2 separate regions of the Mus musculus genome follow, and region 1 is linked to region 2. Evidence: chromatin loops called from intact Hi-C (ENCODE). Cell type or tissue: heart. All regions are shown on one strand. Links, peaks and the distances in the headings refer to the core of each region. The heading gives the core; the rest is flanking DNA.

The links. Peaks named below come from ENCODE experiments on the same cell type or tissue, not always from the same donor. Only the 100,000 strongest peaks of a DNase experiment are listed, where the experiment ranks them.
Region 1: a loop joins it to region 2, with 2.2 times the contacts of the local background. A loop is called at or near these places in 4 of 42 quality-filtered maps.

What each region holds. Positions count from the first base shown.
Region 1 is chr4:150,441,050-150,452,693 of GRCm38, forward strand. All of the region lies in intron 4 of Rere (arginine glutamic acid dipeptide (RE) repeats), which reads left to right. It overlaps Gm52709 (a long non-coding RNA gene), which reads right to left. Exons shown (of 2, transcript XR_003955312.1): 2 at 161-11,644. Among named protein-coding and RNA genes, the nearest start is that of Gm52709, 21 kb to the right of the region's middle. In heart, for the core only: CTCF peaks have their summits at 5,873 and 10,045 (motif pointing right); a DNase peak (open chromatin) is centred at 5,772; H3K27ac peaks cover 1,877 bases.
Region 2 is chr4:150,365,730-150,377,373 of GRCm38, forward strand. All of the region lies in intron 1 of Rere (arginine glutamic acid dipeptide (RE) repeats), which reads left to right. Among named protein-coding and RNA genes, the nearest start is that of Rere, 90 kb to the left of the region's middle. In heart, for the core only: a CTCF peak has its summit at 6,084; DNase peaks (open chromatin) are centred at 6,212 and 7,742; H3K4me3 peaks cover 3,622 bases; H3K27ac peaks cover 3,830 bases.

The DNA of each region.
Region 1 (11,644 bases), core at 2,473-10,472, 76 kb after region 2:
GACCTGCTATAGTGGGTAAAATCCTCAGAGCCAGAGAATTTACATCTTAAAGGAAGAAAATCAATGGTGTTCTGACTGCTTACTTGTAAAACTTCAGTCTTAGACATATTGTTCTTTTATATATCTGAGAAATAATGGCATATCTTTAGGCTGATTTATGTATTTGTTCTAGTCAATGTGACGTTATTAGACACTTTTATTTACTGTGGTTCTCATCAGGATATGCTGAATGGATTTTAAATCTGCCCGTTTTACACTGAGTTTTAGTAAACTTTCTATATTAGCCTTAGTGATGATCAGTATTGCCATTTCTCTGCATCCACTGAGGATTTAAATAAATGCATTATTAGTGGAGTCCTTGGATGACTTTATCAGTGGAGATTGGAGAAGAGTCAATAACATGATGATCGTTCTTTCTTAGTCAGATGCTGCTGCATAAGGCTAATTGTATTGATTGTTCTTTAATGGTGTTTTGTGCTGCCAAAGTCATTCTTGCTGGATCCAGTTGGTAGACCCCCATCCTCATGTGGAGCCCCTATAAATTTTGCCGGCACACAGATCTAGTATAGTGTAATGAGAGAGCTGCTAAGAGAGAAAATTGATCACAGGGTTGCAGACAAAGTGGTCAGTGTTCCTTCTCATGATGCACCAGACATCTTTGCTAATATCTACTTTCGTTATGTAATTTTATAGGAGAACATTCATTGCACTGTAGTTTAGCTTTCTCTGCATATGCAGCAAGAAACTGATGCACAGCAGCAGAGTGGGGGTTTTCAGTCCCCTGTTCAGTGAGGGGCCTCTCAGGTCACAGCACAGCTCCTTTGTGGTAGGTTATTGTTTTTCCACTAACCCCGTGCTACTTTCCTTGACCTCTTAGGGATGTTCTAAAAGACAGGCTACTGTATCTGTTGCTGTGAGAAAACACTCCAAATAAAGCATTGTACGGAAGGCTCACATGAGAGTGTTGTTCATTGTAGTTGGAAAGTCTTGACGACAGGAGCTCGAGGCATCTGGCTTCCTAGCATCCATGGTCGGGAGCAGTGAGTAGTGAATGCCATGCCGGCCAGCTTTCCCATTTCTGCAATCTGGGCCTGGAGCCCATGGAGTGCTGTTGCCTACATTCAGGGCTGTCTTCTCACTTGAGTTATCCTAATCTAGGTATTCACTCACAGATACCCCAGAGGCCTCTGTCCTAGGCGATGCTAGATCCTTCAGATCGACCATCAGCATTGACGGTTGCAGGGGTTCATATGCGCCTGTACACCGGTTATGTTGTTGTTGTTGAGACGAGGTCTCATTGGATTGCCCAGGCTGTTGCTTACCTCTTGAGCTCAAGTCATCCTCCTTCCTCAGACTCCCAGTTAGCTTTGACTAGAGGCACACGTACCAACATGCCAGGCTCACCATTTATTTTTTTTTAAAGGTTACATATTATTTTTATTTGTGTGTATATACATGAGTGTATACATGTGCACAGAGGGTGTCAGGGGCTCTGAAGGCTGAGTTACAGATGATATGCCTACTGTGGGTGCTGGGACCTGAACTCCAGTCTTTTTTTTTTAAGAACAATCTCTTTTAACCCTGCTGCTTGCTGTCTGACCTTTGGTGGTTCTGCTAAAGCTGTGTCTGGGTCATTGTCTCTAGCACTAGTTCTTTTCAGGTGTGTTACAGCCTGCTCAGCCTGGAAAGAGTTAAATATTGGTACTCATGTTGATTTCTTAGATTGACTTTTTGTTGTTAGCAATATGGATCAGTCTACTTTAATCCTTTATTTTTGTTACCTGTTTAATGTAAGCTGGCAATTTGTTGCTTTCCCCTTTTCAAAGCAATGGAAATAAATTTTACTTGACTGTTTAGAGACTGTGTTTAAAGAAGGCCTGTGGAAGTCATGAGGGAGATTTCTCGGGACAGCTTTCTGTTGATTGATGGTTACAAAGCTGTATAGGTGACAAAAACTCTTCTTAAGTTTTTTGTTTAATGAGTTCAGTAGGATTTCTGGAATCATTTTTAGAGCTGTGCTTCATAGAAATGGATTCTCTGGCCAGGGTGGTGGTGGTGATACACGCCTTTAATCCCAGCATTCCCAGAGGCAAAAGCAGGCAGATCTCAGACCAGCCTGGTCTACAAAGGTAGTTCTAGAACAGCCAGGGCTACACAGAGAAACCCTGTCTCAAAGGAAACAAAACAAACAACAACAACAAACAAAAACAAAGGAAATGGGATTCTGGCCAGTGGTGGAAGAGTTGTCTGTTTTCTTGCAGGTTTATGGACGGTAAAGCTCAGTTTGCAGCTCTGAGATGCAGAAAAGAGCCTGATTCTTTGACCTCATCTTCTCCTTTCTTACCTTGCTGTGCTGGGTTCTGGGCCCCTCTTCCTCTGTGGGGTCGATCCTCCCCAGAATCCTTCTTCAGTCCTGCTTGCCATCCGTGCCTTGTCCTCTGCTCAGCTGCTGCATCTTAGTGCTCTCTGGTGGGAGCCATGGGGTGGGGGTTACTTGTGGTTTTCATTAGAAATGATTCCCCCATAGCAGTTAAATCATACCTTTCACTCTTGATACTGTAGTATCGACTCAGTCTTGCTGGAAGTGCTTTGTTCTGTAATCACAGACTTCATTTCCTTGAGCCTCAGTTTGTTCACTTGTGAAACTGCAGCAGCAGCTGTGATGATGGTGATGGTGGTGATGGTGATGATGGTGATGATGGTGGTGATGATGATGATGGTGATGGTGAAGAATTCAGTAGTCATAGAGTCAGCCTCAGAGCGCCCCAAAAGATTCTGGGAATGTGGGTTGATAACCAGCCGACTGAGTGAAGTACAACCATGAACATATCATAGGTAGGAGAAAACCATTGTTCCGAGAGGGCTGCGGGTATAAATTCTGTAATAGGGGGCTTGCCGAACAGGTCAGGCCCTGGTTCTAAGTCTCTCCCAGTCCTGCCTCAAGAATTGCTGGTTTGCTTCTACTGACTTCCCCAACATTTAAAGTAAGTGTAATCTTTGTGCTTACTGTGAAGGGCAATTTATAAGTTAATTTCAAATCAAACTTCAAAATTAAAAGAACCCTCAGAACCAACATTAATTCAGTTAGGGTAGGCTGGTATTTATTTCTGAAGTAAATAGTTGCCTGTGATAACTGGATGGCTTTAGCTCAAGCTGTTGGGAGCACGTCCATGTCCTGTGCCAACGACACTGCCCCCACGCTGGGCTCTGTTGCTCTTTATTTTTACCACTGTGACTGTGTTATTTGTATGAAGTGATTTGGCCTTTGCCTGGCAGTGTGCTGCTGCATGGTCAGCTCCACTGGCTAGCATTTGCCTGCTACTGCATGTAAGCTTTTATTCTCCAACCTCCCCCTCCCAACTGTATAAGCCAGGCTAGCCTCAAATTCACAGAGATCTGCTGCCTTTCCCTCCCAAGTACTGGGATCAAAGGCTTGTACCACTAAGCTCAGCTGTGTAAGGTTTATTTATAGTCAGTTTCCTGTATGTTTCTTTCTTTGTTTTTTAATTGAGATAAGGTCTCACTATGTTGCTCTGGCTGTCGTAGAACTCACTGTATAAACCAGGCTGGCCTCAAACTCACAGAGATCCATCTGTCTCTGCCTGCCTCCTGAGTGCTGGGAATAAAAGATGTGTGCCAGTATGCCAAACTATAATCTCTTGTTTGCTTGTTTGTTTTGCTTTTCAAGACAGGGTTTCCCAGTGGAGCCCTGTCTGTCCTGGAACTTGATTTATAGAGCAGGCTGGCCTCGAACTCAGAGATCCACCTGCCTCTGCCTCCTGAGTGCTAAGATTAAAGGTGTATACCACCAGTGCCCAGCTTATAGTCAAATTCTTAATAGCTCTGAACTTTATTGAGTTGATCACTCCAAAATATTAATTTGTTGAATGTTTATAATTTAAAATTCACTTTATATAGTGACAGCAGTTCCTTGGCCCACCTCAGATATTGAGCATTGGTTGTCCCTGACAGGAGGTGGGTGACTTGGTTGCTTCATACTGTCTCCTGGCTGGGTTGGGAGAGACTTGCACTTTATGTTTATAATTTTGGTTGCTGAGAAATTGAGTCGAGCGTCTGTCCCACTTATAAGGTACAATAAAGAAAGCACCGTGTTTTGTTTTGCACAATTGAATAAGGCTTTGGGTTTGCTTTATCTGGTGCCGTGACTTGTTTCCATTTTGATGGTCAGTCTCAATGTGTACACACGTGTCAGCAAGTCTCAATGTGCACACACGTGTCAGCAAGTAGCTGGGACTGGGCGTGGGGGCACACGCACGCCTTTAACCCCAGCACTCGGGAGGCAGAGGCACGTGGACTTCTGAGTTCGAGGCCAGCCTGGTCTACAGAGTGAGTTCCAGGACAGCCAGGGTTGTACACAGACAAACCCTGTCTTGAAAAACAACAACAACAAAAAACCACAAACAAACAAACAAACAAACAAACAAAACCCAAATAGCTGGGAATGTACGGAGTGCATAATTGAATCATTTATAAGAGACATAGGAACAGGTGATCCTTGACTATTTAATCTGTAGAAATTGAAACATTATTATGGTTACAGTAGCTCAAGTAAGAAGACGCAATGCAGGAGGCCAAGGAGTCTATAGAGAGGGATGACAAATGGCAGAGAATTCTAGACTACTTTTGTTGAGAAATCATGTGTCAGGAAGGTGCTGTGCTTAAATTCTTGATGTTTTCACTGAGCTGTGAGGCTGAAGATCAAACATCCTCCCTCTGCTGAGAACAGAAATCAATGCAGACTCCGGGCTGCGCTGTTAGTAAGTGGCCCTCCTAGCGTTTCATTTCCTGGGATTTGTCTGGGCTGGTGATCCGTCCATGGGAGAAGGGGATTTTTGAGGCGCTTTGTATTAAAATCAGCTGGAGAATCCCTTTTGGACAGTTCCCTTCCGCTTCACTGTGCTCTTGAACAGGTTTGTGATTTCCTTTTGTCCATATGTCTCTGTGTATTCCTTAACTAGCCCACCCCTTGCTTATCTTTGTCTTCTGTTCTTTTCAGCTCTTGCCTTGCTGACAAATTATTTCAGTGATAGCCTTTGCAAGCACCACACACACTGGACATATTTCATTACCCTGCAATGCTGTTTAAGTTATAAATTCTTGCCTCATGATGTAAATTAAGGAGAAAGCCAGGCTGGCTAGACGGGTGGTACAGGCTTGTGTTAGCAGCTGCTTAAAGGCTAAGGCAGAACGACTGTAAGTTCAAGGCCTGGCCTGGGGACTAAAGAGCAATGCTGTAATAAGTAAGAAGCCAGGGGCTTCTGAAGAGCAGAAGCTTGCACAAGTGTGCTTGGCCACTGCATCTCCTGAGGGAACTTAGAATCCTTTCTCTGTAAAGGGAAATCAAATGGCTTCAATGTTTTCAAAATGGTAGTATTGTAATGGTCATAGTTTTTGGTGGAGGTACCATTGTTGCCAAAAGAAGGTGTTTTTTGTTTTAACCCTCCAAGGGCAATGCTGAGTTAGAGACATTTCCAGCAGAAACAGGACTCAAGGCCAAGGCCAGTGCAGACAGAGCAAAAAGCAAGAGGTGGCTACCTACGATAACTGCTCAGAGTTTAAAGTCTTTTCTCTGCTCTATGTAGGAGCTGGCTGAGTGGGAAGGTAGATGCACAAGGAAGAGCAGAAAGAGAAAGAAAGCATTGAAATGCGCATATCCAGAGCAGGGGCAGTGGCCTGTGTGCATGGCATCTTGTCTGGAATGTGCAGCACCGCAGGGAGGCCGTGGTGTATGGGGGATCTGAGGCTTCCCTGGACAAGGTGACCTTAGTTGGCTTTATGTGAACAGTGTAACTTGTAACCTTGCCAGGCTCATACCTAGCCAGTGTCCTATGCTGCCTCACACTGGAAGGTTGGGGATGCCCGATGGGTCTGTCTATTGCTATGGTGGGTAGAGAAGTGTCTTGTTGTCTCTTGTGTGCTGTCTGTCCACATGGTCCACCCCCACTGCAGGTTAGTTGTTTTCTCTGCCAGCCTGGCTTTAGAATGTGGGTGTGTTTTGGTTGGTGGAGTCAGTCAATGCAGGTGGAGGAATGCAGCAGACTGGCCCCTGTATATCCTATCTTAGTAATTTAGAGTGTACATTTAAAATATCCAACCTGCTTTTTTAGACTATTATTTTAACTGGGTAGACACATCACCCACTCACATTTACAGAGGACTGAGAGCAAGGCACTTGCTCAGCCAGGCATCCATCTATTTACTACTTGGATGAAGTGGCACTTCCTCTGCTCGCGCCTAAGGAAATAGGATTCCCTTCATGGTGTCAGAGCAAGAAGTTGAGTTTTGTAGAAGAGGACCTGGAATATTTTTCATTTCATTGACTTCTTGTTTGAGTTATAATGTCAGAGATCTGGGTAAACAAGTTTTTTAAAAGTAAGCAATTGTTTTTCAGAATTGCAGTGTCAGATTAAAAGTGTACCTCATTATGAATTAAATGGTTCATTTAATGGTTTTAATTACTGCTAGGAGTAGTAGGAGGTGAATCTCAGCTCACTCTCCCCTTTAGGGACTCATGCCTTGTCCAGTAATGCTCGTGGTCTGTAGGGCTGCAGAGGTTGCTGAAATTGCAGTTTCCGCTGTGGTCCTGAGTGCACTTGAACACTGCCAGCATTGAGTGTCTGCACTGCTTCCATGGTGTGTCACCTGGACTCAGCTCTCTAAGGGGAATTCCTTCCCTTACTCCCACTGGGTTTCTTCCTGGGGACTGAGCCCAGGATCCTGTGTGGGCTGGGCAAGTACTCTACTCTATTGCTGAACCAGCTAAATCACAAGTCTTCCTGGTTCCCTCAAAGAGAGGGACAGGCCCGTTCAGTTCTCTAGGTTTTGTCATATTGACTTGCATCTGACATACTGACTGAGGAGCTTTTGTACCTGGGTCAGTTTTTTCTAGGCCAGTCTACAGTCTACAGAAGTGTAGCTGTATTCCTACATGCAGGTGCTTCCTGCCCCTCTAGAGAGAACTGCCATGTTTTGTGTAGTTGTCCAGGAATGATTACACATTACCTCTTGATAGATGCTTTATTCTCTTAAAGATTGATTTTTAAAATATTTATATGTTTTTGCTTGCATGTATGCTTATGTACCATGTGAGTACCTGGTCAGAGAAGTCAGAGAAGCTGGAATTAAAGATGGTTGTGAGCCATCCTGTGGATGCTGGGAATTGAACCTGGATGCTTTGTAAGAACAGCCAGTGGTCCTAAAGGCTGCTATCTTTTTAGCCCCTCTTTCTCCCTTTTTGGAATCAAAATTTCACAATACAACACAGGCTGCCTTTGAACTTCTAATCCCAAGTCACTTTACCAAGGTTGGGGCTAAACTCGTGCAGTGTTTTACTTAGCCTGCTTTAACATTTTTTTTAAAGTCATTATTTTATATACATGGTTGATTTGTCTCTGTGTTATATCTGTGCACCATATGTGTTTCTGAGTGTTGGCTTCCCTGCAACTGAAGTTAGATAAGGTTGTAAGCCAGTAAAAGGTCTTAGGACCCGGACCCAGTCCCCTAGAAGAGAAGCCATGTTCTAAACCACTGAGGTTTCTTTCTAGGACAGACAGATGCTTTTTATACACAGGCCTGGCAGGTTTTTCTGTCAGATAGTAAGTGTTTTGTTTTGTCTTCCCTGTGGTAGCTGTTTGCTTTTGTCAGGTGTTCCCTACACTTATGCTCAACTGTGTGTCTTTATCCAGAAGGTACTGGGAAAATTGGCAGATGCCCAGGAGGAGCTGGGACCCTTGTCTACAGGCCACTGAGCTAATAGAAACTTGATGATTTCCTGGAGTTTGCGTCCTACCTCATTGCTATTTCCTATTGCTCGTGCTGCTGTAAGGATTGTGTTGTGGTTTGCACAGTTAGTGGAGAAGTGGTTTGATTCTTTCCTATATTGTTCTGAGCTGCTGAGTTTGAATGCTGCACCTACACCTACACTCATGTCTCTCTCTCTAACCCCTTTCCTTTTGATTACTTCATAAAGTAATCAAAAGCAGATAGGTGAGATGATCCTTGCAAGAAACCATTGTCAGCGACCCTGGGAGAGTTTTTGAAACAATAGCTTTTATTCCTTGGAGGAGTTTAGTGTGTGCTGTCGGCTTTTTTTCTTGTTAATTAGCTTAAAAATAGGGAAATATGAAAGGTTTAATATGCAAAGTGTAATATATTAATAAAGGTAGTTCCCTTGTTTTTTAATGTTCTAACAAAGTATTTATTGTAGTGGAAATATTTATGTAATGAAAAGAGTGCCTTTCTGTTTAATCCCGAATCTCGCAAACAGTAACTGATTTGAGAAATACCGTAGTCCTTTTTGTCACATGGAATGTCTGACACCCATTTAGGTGAGGGAGATTGCTTAAAGTAGTCCACCATTGTAGATGACTTTTCTTTTTAACTAGACTGCTATTTAATAATTTGTCTTTGTTTCTCGGGGAAGTGAGGATGACTCTAGTAGTAAATAACTTAATGGCATAGAATGTTCAGTAATCTAATCGATGGTGGTCATTGAGACTCTTTTTATTATTATTATTTTTTTAGAAATCTCTTGTTTATATTGAAACACAATAGATTATAATTAGCCATGACAAAATTTTCCAGTTTTTAAGAAATACTACTACTTGACAGATTTATCTAGAACCAGGGTAGTATTTGAGATTTTGGGTTTTTTTTGTTTGTTTGTTTTCAGTGTTACTCATTTTTAATTCAGTCACTGCATTGCTGGCTACATTGTTTTGAGCCTAAACCCTGTGTGCCTCATTGCCACTCTGTTCCCAGCTTCTGAGAGACTTGGCAAGAGGATCAGAGCCCTAGGATTTGAGGCCAGCCTGGGTAATAGAAGGCCCCCTCTAGGAAACAAATAAATAAAATAAAAAATCACCTGCAGTTTCTGTCTTCCCATTTCCTTTTTAAAAATGCTTGCTGGCCTTACAAAAAGTGGCAAACTCTCAGTGTAGCCATTCAATGTCATTTTGGCTTCCCCAGCTGACTGTGGTGTTCTGTTGATCTTTCTACCCAGTGGTGTATAGACTCGTGTCATTATGAGTTCCCATCTCTAGCTTGCATTGTGTTTTATATATGATCATGATGAGGTAATTTCAATTCACTGAGAACTAGATTGTTCATGGAAAGGGGACCCAGCTGGCTTCTTTTTTCCTAATTCTAAACGGTTAGCTGTGCTACTGAGACAAGCTGTCTCATCTGTTAGGGAACTGGTTTTCATAGCTGTCAAGTGGAGATACCACTCACCCTGCTTACTTCTCAGGATTATTCTCATGTGGAAAGAAAGCTCTGTGATGCTGTGTTTTGGAAACTTCACAGTGACAAATAATGTAAGCGTGGTTTTTAGCGTTATTGTCTGTTGTTCCATAAGATAAGGTGAGCCTCCGTGGAGAGGCTTCTGCTCCCTACTCTGGTCTTCAGCGAGGAGGTCTCATTGTGGTCACAAATGGCTACTGAGGCTGTATATGCAGCACACCCAATCCCTGAGGCTACTATGACTCAGATGTGGCACACAGATTGCACCATCACCAATCCTCTGTGAGATAAATGCAGAGATGGAGAGTGGGTGATAGAAACTGTTGAAGTGGTTTGATACTCCTTCAGGGTTTTAATTGTACTTTGTAAACATATGGCTCTGCAGTGGACTCATAGTCACTGGCTGTCCACAGGCAGGGAGACACAGGGCAGAGCCTTTTGATAGCTTGACCAACACTGGGCTGCTTGGATGTTGAGTTTGGCTCTTCCCCAGTACGGTAGAAGATCTGTTACTGGGAAAAGGAGAACTGTGTAGGGAACTGGCACTTTGATTACAGCATTCAGAACCAGATCCCCTAAACATGGACCTCCACCCAAATAGTAATGGCCCTGGGAATTATTAGAGATTTATTTCACGTGAAAACCATACAGAAAGTGCAGAGAGCAGACTAAAGTTGCGTAAGAGACTGTGGTATAGTTTATAGAAATAGGTATTTTCTTTTCTTTTTTAGAATTATTTAATGTATGTGAGTACACTGTTGCTGTCTTCAGACACACCAGAAGAGGGCATCAGATCCCATTACAGATAGTTGTGAGCCACCTTGTGGTTGCTGGGATTTGAACTCTGGACCTTTGGAAGAGCAGTCAGTGCTATTCACTGCTGAGCCATCTCTCCAGCCCAGAAATGAACATTTTCATCAGATTTTATATGTCTGTTTATTTTAATGACTTAGAACTAAACATTTAATTTTGAGCTGCATTACAGTTTATTCTCATGAGCTAACATAAGTTATTTTCATGCAGGTAGTATGTGAAAAGATGACTTTAAAGAGATTTGAAACTAAGATGAACCTCTTGTGATCTTTCATGAAATGTATATAGGGTGGAAATCGTTGGTGGTGATTTTAAAGATGGGCTCATGAGAATGAAGTGGTACTGGTTATAGTGGCTCATGCTTGAAACTCCAGCCCCTAGGAGAGTAGGAGGACCAAGAGTTTAATGCCAGCCTAGGCTACATTGTGAGATAATGTCTCTAAAATAAAAACAAAACCACAGTGAAGCAAGGGTCGGGTGGGAAGCTTGCCTTTGCCCTGGTGGAACTGCTGATGTAGGTGTCTGCCCCCTTTCCTGCATTCTCTGGCTAGCAGAGCCCTAGCTGATGCTTCTCAGAAGCAGATTTTCAGGTGAAGTGTAGGGTCAGTGCTTGCTTCTGTTTATCTTTTTATATTTTCTAAATTTCTTTTTGCTCACAGAGATGCAAACACACAGGTAGATCATTTGTGTAGTTCGTGAATCAACTGTTTCAGGCCTTTACTGGCTGCCTGTTCCCTTGTGGTAACAGTCCTTTCTTTCCCTACAGAATTACCAACACCCCGGTGTAGTCTAGTCCTTTTTTTTTTTAATGTCTCATTTTTGAATGTGGCTTTCTAGGCAACAGGTTTTTTGGTCAATGATAAGTGGTCCAAGTCTGTTACATATAATCCGTCAGGTCTTTCCCTACTTGTTATTGATCATCAAGGGGTTTGGCCACCCGAGTTTTACTATTTGCATTGTGCCTCCACCCTCTGCATTTCCTTTATGCTGGTAGCTGGATCCAATTATAAGATAGTCTTAGATTTGATCTATCTAAGCAGAATTATAGTTAGTTGTCTTAGTCAGTGTTCTATTGCTCTGAAGAGACACCATGACCACGTCAGCTCTTATAAACTCCGGTTTCAGAGGTTTGATCGGTTGTGGCCATGGTGGGCAGCATGTGAGCACTCAGGGCAGACGTGGTGCTGGAGAGGTAGCTGAGAGTCTGCATCTGTGCTCACAGGCAGCAGGCAGAGGTGAGTGACACCTCCCCCAACAAGGCCACACTTCTTATAGTGCCACTCTGGTGACCAAGCATTCGGACCTGCGAGCCTGTGTAGCTGATCTCATTCACACGTCCTCATTACTACACTGTATGTTCCTCAGGAGCCACATAATACTGATTTTATTGTATTTCTGTCCACTGAATCCTTAGAAGTTACAGGGTTACGAGAGTCTGTTTCAGTCTCGTTCATTGGCTGGAGAGGATCTGAGGCAGCCAGTGCTCCTGCCACCGCCATTGCTTAACCCAGGCCCACCCTGTGTGAGGACTGTCTCTCCCCTTTATTATCTGCTTTCCAGATGCTACCTT
Region 2 (11,644 bases), core at 1,609-9,608:
GGTTAGTCCCTAGGACTTACATAGCGTAGCCCATAACTGCTGGGCCTCTACCTTCAGAGCACCTGACTTTCCTGGTTTCTGTGGGTGCCTGGCGGACTTATACACATAGAAGCAATTCAGCGTTCAAATTGAAGACATGATCTCTTAATCTGGGGAAAATACTTACAGTAAATAATGATCTTTCCCCTTAAAATTAGTTAATTAATTAATTGAGAAACAAGTCTCACCTTATAGCACAGACTGGGCTTGAACTTGCAGAGTTCCTTTTGCCTCTTCCTTCAAAGAGTTGGGACTACAGATATGTGTCACCATTCCTGGCTTCTTTATTTTTTCCCTTTTACTCATTTTTAAAGTTAGCACTGCCGAGTTTGTTTGTTTGTTTATATTTTTTGAAACAAGGTATCTTTAGCCATGGCTGTCCTGGAATTTGCTATGACACCAGGCTGGCCTGAAATTCAGAGAGATGTGACTGCTTCTGCCTCCTTAGTGCTAAAATTAAAGGCCTATGCTACCATACTTGAGAATAAGTCCATATTCTACGTAGTAATATTTTTTCAAAATTTCCCTTACTGACTGGTACTAGAGAACTGATTCAGTTAATGTGTGCTTGCTTGACTTGGGTATTTTGTTTTTCTAGGTTTTTTTTTTGTTTGTTTGTTTGTTTGTTTTGTTTTTTTTCCCCCTACAGGAGTTCATGAAGTCCAGGTTAACCTTGACCTTGTGGTTCTCTTTCTCTCATCTTCCAAATGCTGGGATTACAAAGTTTCACTGTCTTCCCTAGTTAGTGGTTGTTGATGATGTTGTTGGCCATCGTTTAAAATGTTACATTAAATAATATAACCTTTCTTCCTCTTTCCTGGTCTTGAGGAGTAGCCAAACCTCCCGTCTTTCTAAGATGCAGTTAAGATTCTTCTTTGCTACGGCAGAGCAGTGTGTGGAGAGGATAGACATGGAGCAGTAGTAGGAAGTTGAGAGTCTTTAATAACATGGGCCCTGTTTAGCTGTTGACAGAGTGTGCTTCGTATTTTCCCTGTGGGCAGTTCCTGGTCATAGCTTTAATGTTAGTTTAGTAGACTTTGGATTTAATTATAACTGCTAGGATAAAGTCAGATGCCAGCTCACTTGGCTGCATGCTGAGGCCTGTAGAGTATGGAATGCTTTGCTCCTAGCTGCATCTGCAGTCTCCTCTCATTATCTCTTAATGGTATTCAACTTGACAGGGTTGTTTTGATGATAGGTGAAGGTTGTTAGGAAACCAGGAACTGGATATGGTGTGGAGTGGAGCTTAGTGCAAAAGGAAGTGATACCTGATGTGGCCAGAAGGAGATACTGTAGGCATCAAGTGCTGCCCTGTGCAGTGCTGAGAGCAGTCGTGGATAGCAAGTCTCGTGAGGCTGGGCATACCTAGCACTGTTTCACTCATACCATGCAACAGTCTTTGTTGTGTGCTAAAACTCCTGAAAAATGTGTAGTTTTGTTATATTAGCTCTTTTTTTTTTTTTTTAAAGATTTGTTTATTTATTTTATCTATATGAGTACACTGTAGTTGTCTTCCGATACAACAGAAGAGGGCCTCAGATCCCATTACAGATGGTTGTGAGCCACCATATGGTTGCTGGGAATTGAACTCAGGACCTTTGGAAGAACAGTCAGTGCTCTTAACCACTAAGCCATCTCTCCAGCCCCCTATATTAACTCTTATTTTCTTCTGCAGATGCCTTAATTGCAAACGCCTATCAATTAGGTATAAGGCAAAGCCTTTGCTTTGAGTGATGTGGAGGTAGGCTTGGAATGGTCTCTGATCACTACCGGGAGCTTTTAGTCAAAAGAGCCTTTGAATAGACTTCTATGACAGGGAAAATAGAGGAAAAAGTGAACACAAAATTCATCTCACTCTTCATTCCTCCCTAGAATAGGGAATAAAATACCCATGAAAGGAGTTGCAGAGACAAAGTTTGGCGCTAAGACAAAAAGATGGACCATCCAGAGACTGCCCCACCGGGGGGTCCATCCCATAATCAGCCACCAAAAGCAGACACTATTGCATATGCCAGCAAGATTTTGCCGAAAGGACCCAGATAGAGCTGTCTTTTGTTTGGCTATGCCACTGCCTGGCAAATACAGAAGTGGATGCTCACAGTCATCTATAGGATGGAACACAAGGCCCCCAGTGGAGGACCTAGAGAAATTACCCAAGGAGCTGAAGGGGTCTGCAACCCTATAGGTGGAACAACAATATGAACTAATGAGTACCCCCAGAGCTCGTGTCGCTAGCTGCATTTGTAGCAGAAGATGGCCTAGTTGGCCATCATTGGGAAGAGAGGCTCCTTGGTCTTGCAAACTTTATATGCCCCAGTACAGGGGAACGCCAGGGCCAAGAAGTGGGAGTGAGTGGGGAGGGGAGCAGGGCGCGGGGGGGGGGGGAGGGTATAGGGGGACTTTCGGGATAGCATTTGAAATGTAAATTAAGAAAATATCTAATAAAAAAATTAAAAAATTCATTGCACTACTCTTTCTTTGAGCAGAATTTGCAACACAGTCATATATAAGAGAAATTTGGAAGACTGAATATGTGCACAAAGTGCTTTCAAAATTTTGTATTCTGTTTACATTGCTCAATATGAGTATCTATTGCCTAAATGTCAGAAGTAGCAAGAGCTGATTTTGAATTAATAGTGGCTTCTGGATCTCACTAACTCTTTGCTTTTGGTTTAGTGTTTTTGGGAGAGGGTCTCACTATGTAGCTCTAACTGGCTTAGGATTCACTATGTAGATCAGGTTTCCTGCCTGCCTCTGTTTTTCTAGTGCTGGAGTTAAAATCATATGCTATCACTCCTAGCTCCTCATTAACTCTTAAAAAGCCTGTCCTTGCAAATAGGATACAAGTTGGGCCTCAGAGTCTATGTAAATCACTTTAGGACCAATGTTTGCATCATTATAACATGGGTGGAAAATCTTGCTTCTTATTGGGCTTTCCCCCCTTCTCTTCTAACATTTTACTCTGTGGTGGAACACATCTGTGCCATGTGTACACTTGGGATGGTCAAAAGACATCCTGGCAAGACATCCTGGCAAGTCAGTTCTTTTCTATGTGTTAGTCCCAAGTATTGAACTCAGGTTGTCAGAGTTAGTGCAAGTGCTCTTGATCATTGAGTATCTTACCAGCACCTTTATTAGACTTTTACAGGCTGAGAGAAGATACACTAATTTGCTGGAAGCTTGTTATTTGAGATGCTGATCATATGAAAGGGGCATCTAGGAGATTCTTTCTATTATAGTGAAAGAAGTAGGGTAGGCTTATTGTAGAAATCTGATGCTAGGGAAATGGAAAGATTGGTGTAACTGGGCACTCTGGTTATGGGTGGATGGTAAGAGTCTACAAAAGAAGAGCCAAAGATTTGTGTCATCAAATTCTGTAAAAGCCACTTCTGAGGTGGCTCAGTGATTTAAAGTACTTTCTGCCAAGCTAATGACCATCTAAGTTCCATCTCCAGGACCCACATGGTGGAACAAGAAAGCCAATTTCTGCCAAGTTGTCCTCTGACCTTTATATGTGTGCATGTGCACCCCTCCCCAGATAACAAAAATTTAAAATAGTGTGCCATCAAGGCTCACAGGACTCCCAGAGGCTGGTGTAGCAGGAGCTTGGAATGTACAAGTTCAGTTATTCTTACTGACTGTTTTCAGACTCACTGTTAACCGGCCCTTCTAGACAACGGGCCTGTCAGAAAAGCTTTGTTTGGCCCTCACCAGATACTTGGTGCTAAGCACACAGACATCTGTTGTGAATATTTGATTTATGGGCAGTGACTCTATTTCCTCATTTTGTATATTCTCTGTAAGTTTCTGTGAGTTATGGGGAGCAAATCCTCTATAGGCTTTGCTGTGTCTGGATTTATCTGGCTAGAGATTGGAAGTGTGTCTAAGTACAGGAGTAGCTTTTGTAGGTAGGCTTTGGGATTGGTTGATCTCTGACATATATGGAGATTAACTCAGAGCCACTTAGTTATGAAGCAGATTTTCAGGTCTTAGGATGGTTTCATTGAAGAGTGGCGTTTTAGTGGAGCTGTGGCAGATGTAGGTTCACACTGCAGAGCCGCTCCAGTGTGTACTGCCCATGGCCACCTTGCAGGGCGACAGAGGTGTTGTGCTCCGTCAGCTCTCGGAAGTTATTGCAGTTACTTGGAGCAAGATTGCCCTTGTAAACCTAGATGGTTTTTCTCCCCCTGCCCAAAAGTTTTAAATTTTATTTTTATTTTATGTGTATGAGTGTTTTACACGTGTGTATGTCTGCTGCAGACTAGAGAAGGTGTCAGATCACTTGGTACTTCTGTTACAGTCATCAGCTGCTTTCTGGGTGCAGGGAATCAAACCTGGGTCCTCTGCAAGAGCAGTCATCTTAACCTCTGCGGCATCTCTCCATTCCCAAAGGTGGTCTTTCATGTTGTTGTGCTAGGAAGCGTTCATGAGCCCCAAAAGACCACCAAGGAGCTGTCTCTGATGTAAAAGCATTAGGGTCTCTTTATTACAAGCCCAGGCTTGGGCTCTCCTCCAACCAAATCCTGACACAGCAGGACAGGATGGGAAGGTGGAGCTGCCTCCTTCCCTCTGCAGGACAAGTTTTTATAGGAAAATAGGAGCAAATGAGGGGGTCCAGTCTGGCAAGCATCTACATAGAATGACTGTAAGCTGACAGTTGAGTGCTCTGAAGCGGCTGTATATAATCACAGATGCTCTGAAAGTACGTCTGAAACAATCAGACTGATCTTTGATTAACTGTTGTTAGGAAGTAGCTAGGGAGTAACTCTGGCCAAGGACAAGCCAAGGGGGCCCTTCTTGGTACTCTGGTGTAGCTTGGGCTCTGCTGCAGGTGAAGTTTTCAGGCTATTTTTCTTTTCTTTAAGATGGAAGCTTGTTCTGAGATGGAGTAGGTTTGGCCTCTCATGTCAGCTTCATGATTGGTGCCAACAAGGGAGAGCCTCTGAATTCTACCCTTACCTTCTTCCTTCTACTTTGTTTAAGCAGTTTGGAAAAAACATTACTTTAATCCTGTCTAAAATTCTCTGCCTAAAAAGATACCCAGTAAATTAGAAAATGTATTCTGCCTTTAGAAGTTGAATTAACGTGCATAAAACCATTTGAGCAAACTTGCTGGAAGGGGAAAGGTGCACGGGTGAAGTCACCGAGTGGCCATTTAAATGTGGAGCTGCTGCTCTTTCATTTGGGTCAATAGCTATGTCTGTACTTTAAATCCATATTCTTTTAGGAGTTCTTAAAAATTCCTGGAATGTTTTATTTATAAGGACCAAACAATCTTTGCTATTACTACTAAGCAGTAGCGTACATGGTATAAGTAAAGTTAGATTTAATTTTAATAAAATTTATCAAGTTGATAATGTTTTGAGCAGACTTCTTTGGGAGTTGGGGAAGGAAGTAGTTTGAAATTATCAGTCGATAATTCTCTTCAGATGAATTTACAAGTTGAGTTAATGATGAAGCCTTGAATCTAGCCGATGAGTTGTTTATTTAAAGCCACATGACAAAGAATGTGCATTTTATTGGCTTTATTAGGTGAGTTTCGATCAAGCCCAGCTTAGCCTACATTTTTTGTAGCAGATGGATCTTTAATTCCTCTTGGAAACGGTCGGGAGAGATTTAATTAAGTCACTTAGAGAAATTCTTAAATTATAAGAAAAATGGGGGTCAGAAATGTTTGCCACCAAACAGTGCTGCTCTCCTGTGGTCTTTGAAAGCAAGTGTTTGGTTGTCTGTGGACCTTGGTTGTGTCATCTGCATTTGTTAGGCATCAAGGTGGTTTAGCATTAGTATTCCTTGTTGAAGCTGAGGCTGCACTAGGATGTGTAAACTGCTGATCACAATCGGGAATGCGCTGCCTCTTTAATGTCTTGCTTGCAGATGCATTTTCTAGCTGACCACGCTATTAAGAGCTACCATCAATCACGCAGCCTTGCAGTTCCGGCTGTTGGGAACACTGGGAGGATTGGGGGAACTTGAGGGTGGCGGGGCAAGGAAGGAGCTACAATTGCGGCGGGCATTGTGTGTGCTAGCCCCATGGTGGCGGCCTGGGCGCGTGCAGAGCCGGCCTCGTTCCAGCCCGGGTTTTGCTGGCCGCCGTCGCGCTCAGGCGGCTCTTTCTCTCTAGTCTGGGTCACAGGCACGTGGCGGTGCTGGCCAGGCCGCCGGGGCTCAAGGAGTTCGAGTGAGCGCTGTGGCCGTGGGCCCAGCGCATCCCCAGCCGAGGGCCGGCGCTTGTAGCAGCCCGGACCCACCCGCGCGGCCGGCGCCCGGCCTCCTTTTGTTTGGAGGTGCAATTCACCGCCCAGCCCTGCCGGCCTCCTGGCTCCGCCCGCCTGGCTCTCGCCCTGGGGTTTGCGGGATCCCGCGCCCCAGGAGGAGGAGGAGGAGGAGGACTGGCCCAGCCGCACGGGCAAGTGGCCGGCGGCCCTGTGCGGCGAGGGGACGCAAGTCTCCGGCTGGAAGTTGGACAGACAAGTGTCGCGTGGGCGTTGAGAGGTGACCTGGTGTCGTGAGTGTTAGGAATGGGGAGTTGGTTTTTGAAGTGTCCCATTACATTCCAGTTGGAATTTGTTTCTTTATGATAGTTCGCAGCACTGGAAATTTCAACCAAAGTAAACCAAATAGTAAACGTCTTCGGGGCAGGGGAAAGGCAGTTTGAAAATGTTTCTTGAGTATGTTTGTTTTTTTCCTTCTGAAAGTAAAGCCTGTTTGAGGATGAGCAGTCTGTAATGTACAAGAAGCTGTTTTAGTTGAAACTTCACTGCCTGCTGGCGAGTAAATATAAGTTCAAAAATAAAATGAATTTAATGGATTTGGTAATAACAAAATGCTGATCACCCGTGATTTGCTTTTTGACCAAAATAACTGCAGTACAGGGCTCTTGATAACAATTACATTTACTTTAAATTTCTCTCTCTCTCTCTCCCTCTCTCTCTCTCTCTCTCTCTCTCTTTCTCTCTCTCTGTGTGTGTGTGTGTGTGTGTGTTCGTTCGTTCCCCACCACCTTGCTTGTTCAGAAGTCCTGTGCTGCTATGAGACCTGCTTAACCACTTAATTTTTACTGGGGGGTGGGGGTGGGGAACCGCCTGTAACACTGTCTTACTCCCAGTCTTTAAGAGTTCCTGGCACACATGTGGCACTGACTGTAGGGGCATTGTTTGGCTGGAGGCCTCTCAGCCATATGGCAATCTCAGAAATGGTATGTGAATAAACATGGGGGTCAATGAGATTACATCTTCCCTTTGAAATTGTGTTCCTGGATGCTTTCAGGATTGAGACATTTAAGGAAAAGCTGTGAACAGAGTTGACAAAGACCTTAAACTCTGCCAATGTGTGGTATTGAGTTTTTGTTCCTTTTTCCCAGGGAACTCCAAATTTAAAGTAGACATGATTTAAGACCTTCCTTACACATGGGAACAATATCCTATCCATTCTGTTGGCAATTATTTCCAGAGGCACAGCTAGCGCTTCCTTTTTAAGCATATGTAGACTCAGGCAGGAAAAGACCGTTGCCTTTCAGAGTATTTACATTGCCTAGGAAAATAACAGGAGGCAGGTGTGCAGATGCCTGACGGTGACTCCACAGTGGTGTGTGGGCTCTTAGGAGTCTGCGTTTGTTTTTTTGCCAGCTCTAATTTAGTAGTGTTGAAACTATTCTGTAAGGCTCTCTGGGGCCGTGGATGATGCTTCTCACTCCAGAGCCCTTGAGTGCTCATTGTGCTCTGGCAGGCACTGCCTTTGGCAGGCTGCTCCTGAAGTGTTATTTGATCTCCGTGCATGATAAAATTGACTAAGATTACATGTTCCTCTCCCCTTGGCTTCTGAACGGGATGCATCAATGAGGCCCATTCAGTAATATATTTAAAGACCTAGCCCACGTTAATTCATCCCGAGATTTCCAGAAAAAGGCTTTTAGATATTTGCCTTGTTTTGAGGTTTTACATTTATGAATTGAGGCAAGAGCTGATGTAATGTGGCTCTACTTCCTTTGTGTAGTGTTTTTAATAGTCCACAGGACCCTGCTCTGGTCTGTATGGATGTGATAATTTCTGTGAGGGGTGGGGGAGAGAGCATTTAGATAACCTTCAGCTGCGCCTGATTTACTTTCTATATTATAGGCCAGAGCAGGGAAGAGTGTGGTGGCGAGCTGTGGCAGCTTGGCAGGAGGGTTCAGTGAACGCCCGTGTGTGATGCAGACCGGCTTTTCATTTTAATCAGTGCGACTGTGTACAGCTGTTAGGTCAGGCAGCACTGGCAGTTCCTGCAGGGTAGTTTTATCATTTTTAGAGCTTTTGTGAATTTGCCTGGTTGTTTCTTAATCCCTCACCCATTGCCACCATGATTGATTTTCAGCAAATGATAGAAACAAAACAAGGTTTTATTTGTTCCTGTAACAGTTTATACTTGTGAGAAATTTATTTTTGGTTTTGAGGAACATTGACTGTTAATAGGCTTTATATTTACCATTATTTCCCAAGGTCAGAAGGTTTTTGCCTGGTATTCTATAGTCCAAGAAGCCAGTGGAAAACAAGATTTTATAACAGGAAGTCAATATATTGTTTAAAAAATAAGGACGAAGGGAGTCTTTGTTCTCTAGTGTTACTTTGTGAAACTCAAAACAAATGTTAGCATCAGTGGCATTAACTAGACTGTTTCCTCTTTGTCTTTTATCTCTCTCACTTCACCAGAGACCCTGAGAAGAGATGATGCCCAGGGCTCTGCCTGGGCGAGTCCTAGAAGAGTTAGAGGTGTTTCTGTTGAGGGCGTGAGTTTACTAATGTAAATTTAAAATGTGTCACTGGTACCAAGTTATTAAAAAGTATTTTCTCAAGATTTAAGATTGAATACACATAAATCTTTGTCTTATAGGCCTGTGATGAAGTCAGGCTCTGAAGGCTGAGGGACAGATTGTAATTAGACTGGCCCCTTTCTCTGCCTGGGTCTTTTTACCGTTGTCATCTTGGTGAAACGATAGTCTGTGCAGCACTGATATCATGGGCTTCTAAGACTGTCGGGAGCATAGCCACAGCAGCAGACTCGATGGCCAGTGTGCTTATAAATCAAGGCTCTGTGGGATCTTCTTACTGTGCTGCTGTGGGCGGTAGAGAAGGTTAGGTTGGATAGACATTCTTTTTACATGATCAGAGCAGTGGATTCTTGAAATAACTTGGGGTGAGGAAATAAGAGTATGTATCTGATTGAGGAAAACTGAAAGATTGATGTTGACAGCTAGAGACTGCTGAGTTAAAATGGAAACAGAAGAGGTGTGCCCTAGGTCCAAGCTGAACAGAATATTTCACAAGTCCTTCTGCTAGATGTTTGTTATTACTGACACAGGTCTTTGGATATAAACATTAATAGTGAGTGAAGCCTTAGGCTTGTCCTTTAAAGGCCAGTGTATCTGTGACAGATAACATTTGTAATGAAAAACATTAAAACAGTAATGCTGACATTTAATTATCAGAAAAACCGACAGACTCTTATTAGCTCAATAGGAAAGCAGTGAGTCTATCTAAAGGGTGTGTGATGTCATGCTCTGCTGAATAATTTACTTACTTCGGGCTCCTCCCCCACCCCAGTCTGTCTGTCTGTCGGTCTGTCTGTCTGTATACTGTATGCATGCCTGCTGCCTACGGAGGCCAGAAGAGGGCATTTGATTTACTGGTACTAGATTTACAGATGGAGGCTACTGTGTGGGTGTTGGGAAATGTACCCAGGTCCTCTGGAAGAGGAGCCAGTGAGTGCTCTTAATTTCTCTAGCTCCAATTAACTTTTTAATTAGTTATTACTGGTTTTGGGACAGAGTATCATGAAGTGCAGGCTGGCTCAGAATTCCTGATCTTCTTGCCTCCACCTCTGAGGGTTGGCATTAGAGGTTCGTGGCATGATGCCTTGCTTAGAATGAGTAAATCAGAACAATTAGAGGTTTATTTGGCCCATGTCCTGGTAACAGCCTTGTTCAGAAGCTGAAGTCCAAAAGCTTAGAAAGGAAATGGGGGTAAGCAGGATTGAGCAGGAGTGAGCAGGTGTGGGTAGGAGTGTGCAGGGCAGGGCAAGGCATGGGGAGGGCAGGAGTTGGGCAGCTTTCAGAAAATTAGTCCTTTTCTCATCAATCCACTCATACATAACTCAGTTAATTTCTTCTAGGCCCTTCCAGCACAACAGCACTGGGGAGTAAGGTTCTAATAGACCAACCATAGTCAAAGCTTAGTACTCCACAGAAGTGCTGAGGATAGACCTGGCTTACTGCATGCACGGTGCAGAAAGTGCTGCCGTGCAGAGTCCCTGTCTTCACCATGCAGTGCAGTGGAAGGAGAAGGAGAAGAAAAGAGAACATAGTAATTGGTGAAATAGGAGATAACCTGGCTGATGATGGTGGCTTACACTTGTAATTTCAATTTAGGAGGTGGAGGAAGGAAGATTCTGAAGTTTGAGGCTAGTCTGTGCTTCATGGTGAGATCCAGGCAGCCTGAGTTAGAGAGTTGAGACACTGTTTCACTTCATGGTGAGATCCAGGCAGCCTGAGTTAGAGAGTTGAGACACTGTTTCACTTCATGGTGAGATCCAGGCTAGCCTGAGTTAGAGAGTTGAGACACTGTTTCACTTCATGGTGAGATCCAGGCTAGCCTGAGCTAGAGAGTTGAGACACTGTTTCAATGACAAGAGAAGGAAAAACCCAATCATCAAACAATAAAAAACCAAGCTAATCCATGAGCATGGCAGTGTTTTGTTTTTGAAACACAGCACAATTAAGCGTTACTTCTTAAGTGATTTGCTTTTCCTTGTGTGATAAAAATGCATTTCTCATGTCAATGGAAGGATTTCTTAGCCACCATTTATACAATTTGACTCATCTCTCAAATACAGAAAGAGGAAGAGGATTTGAGAAGAAAAGAATAAAAACAACCATCAAAACAGACATTAAATAAATATAGTGATTTGCCAGTTTTAAGCTTCTAGTATTGGAAATGAAATGTTTGAATCATAATCTGTCTATACAAGGAGTATGCAGGCATTTAAAAGTCATTATAAGTGGGGCAGGTGAGATGGCTCATAGGGAAAAGTGCTTGTTGCACAAGCATGAAGACCTGAGTTCAAGCCTCAGCACCCACGTAAAAGCTCAGTGTAACTCTATAACTGTGGTACTGGGAAGCCAGAGTCAGGAAGAACCTAGGGTCTTGCCCAATTTCCTCTCTAGCTAAATCACTGAATTACAGATTCATTGATGGAGATCCTGACTTTAAAAAGTAAGGTGGAGAGCGATAGAGAAAAATAACCCAAGTTCCATTGGATACATTCATACACTGAGGGAAGGAAGGAAGGAAGGAAGGAAGGAAGGAAGGAAGACAGGAGAGAAAATTAAGATAGCTTTTCCCCTTATGTTAAACAGAGGCTGTTTAACTACATAGTATGATCCTAGCCACATACCAGTGCTTACTCAGCATGGTAAGAAGAAGTGGTGGTTACCTTTCTCTGGACAGTAGGAGTGTAGATAATTCCATTTCCTTTGTGTTACTCTTTTTTGCCATGAATTATTTAGTCCTTGTAGGTATAAGAGAGATCCATGTCAAAGCCAGGAAACTGTGGCATCAAGAGGCAAGAGGTT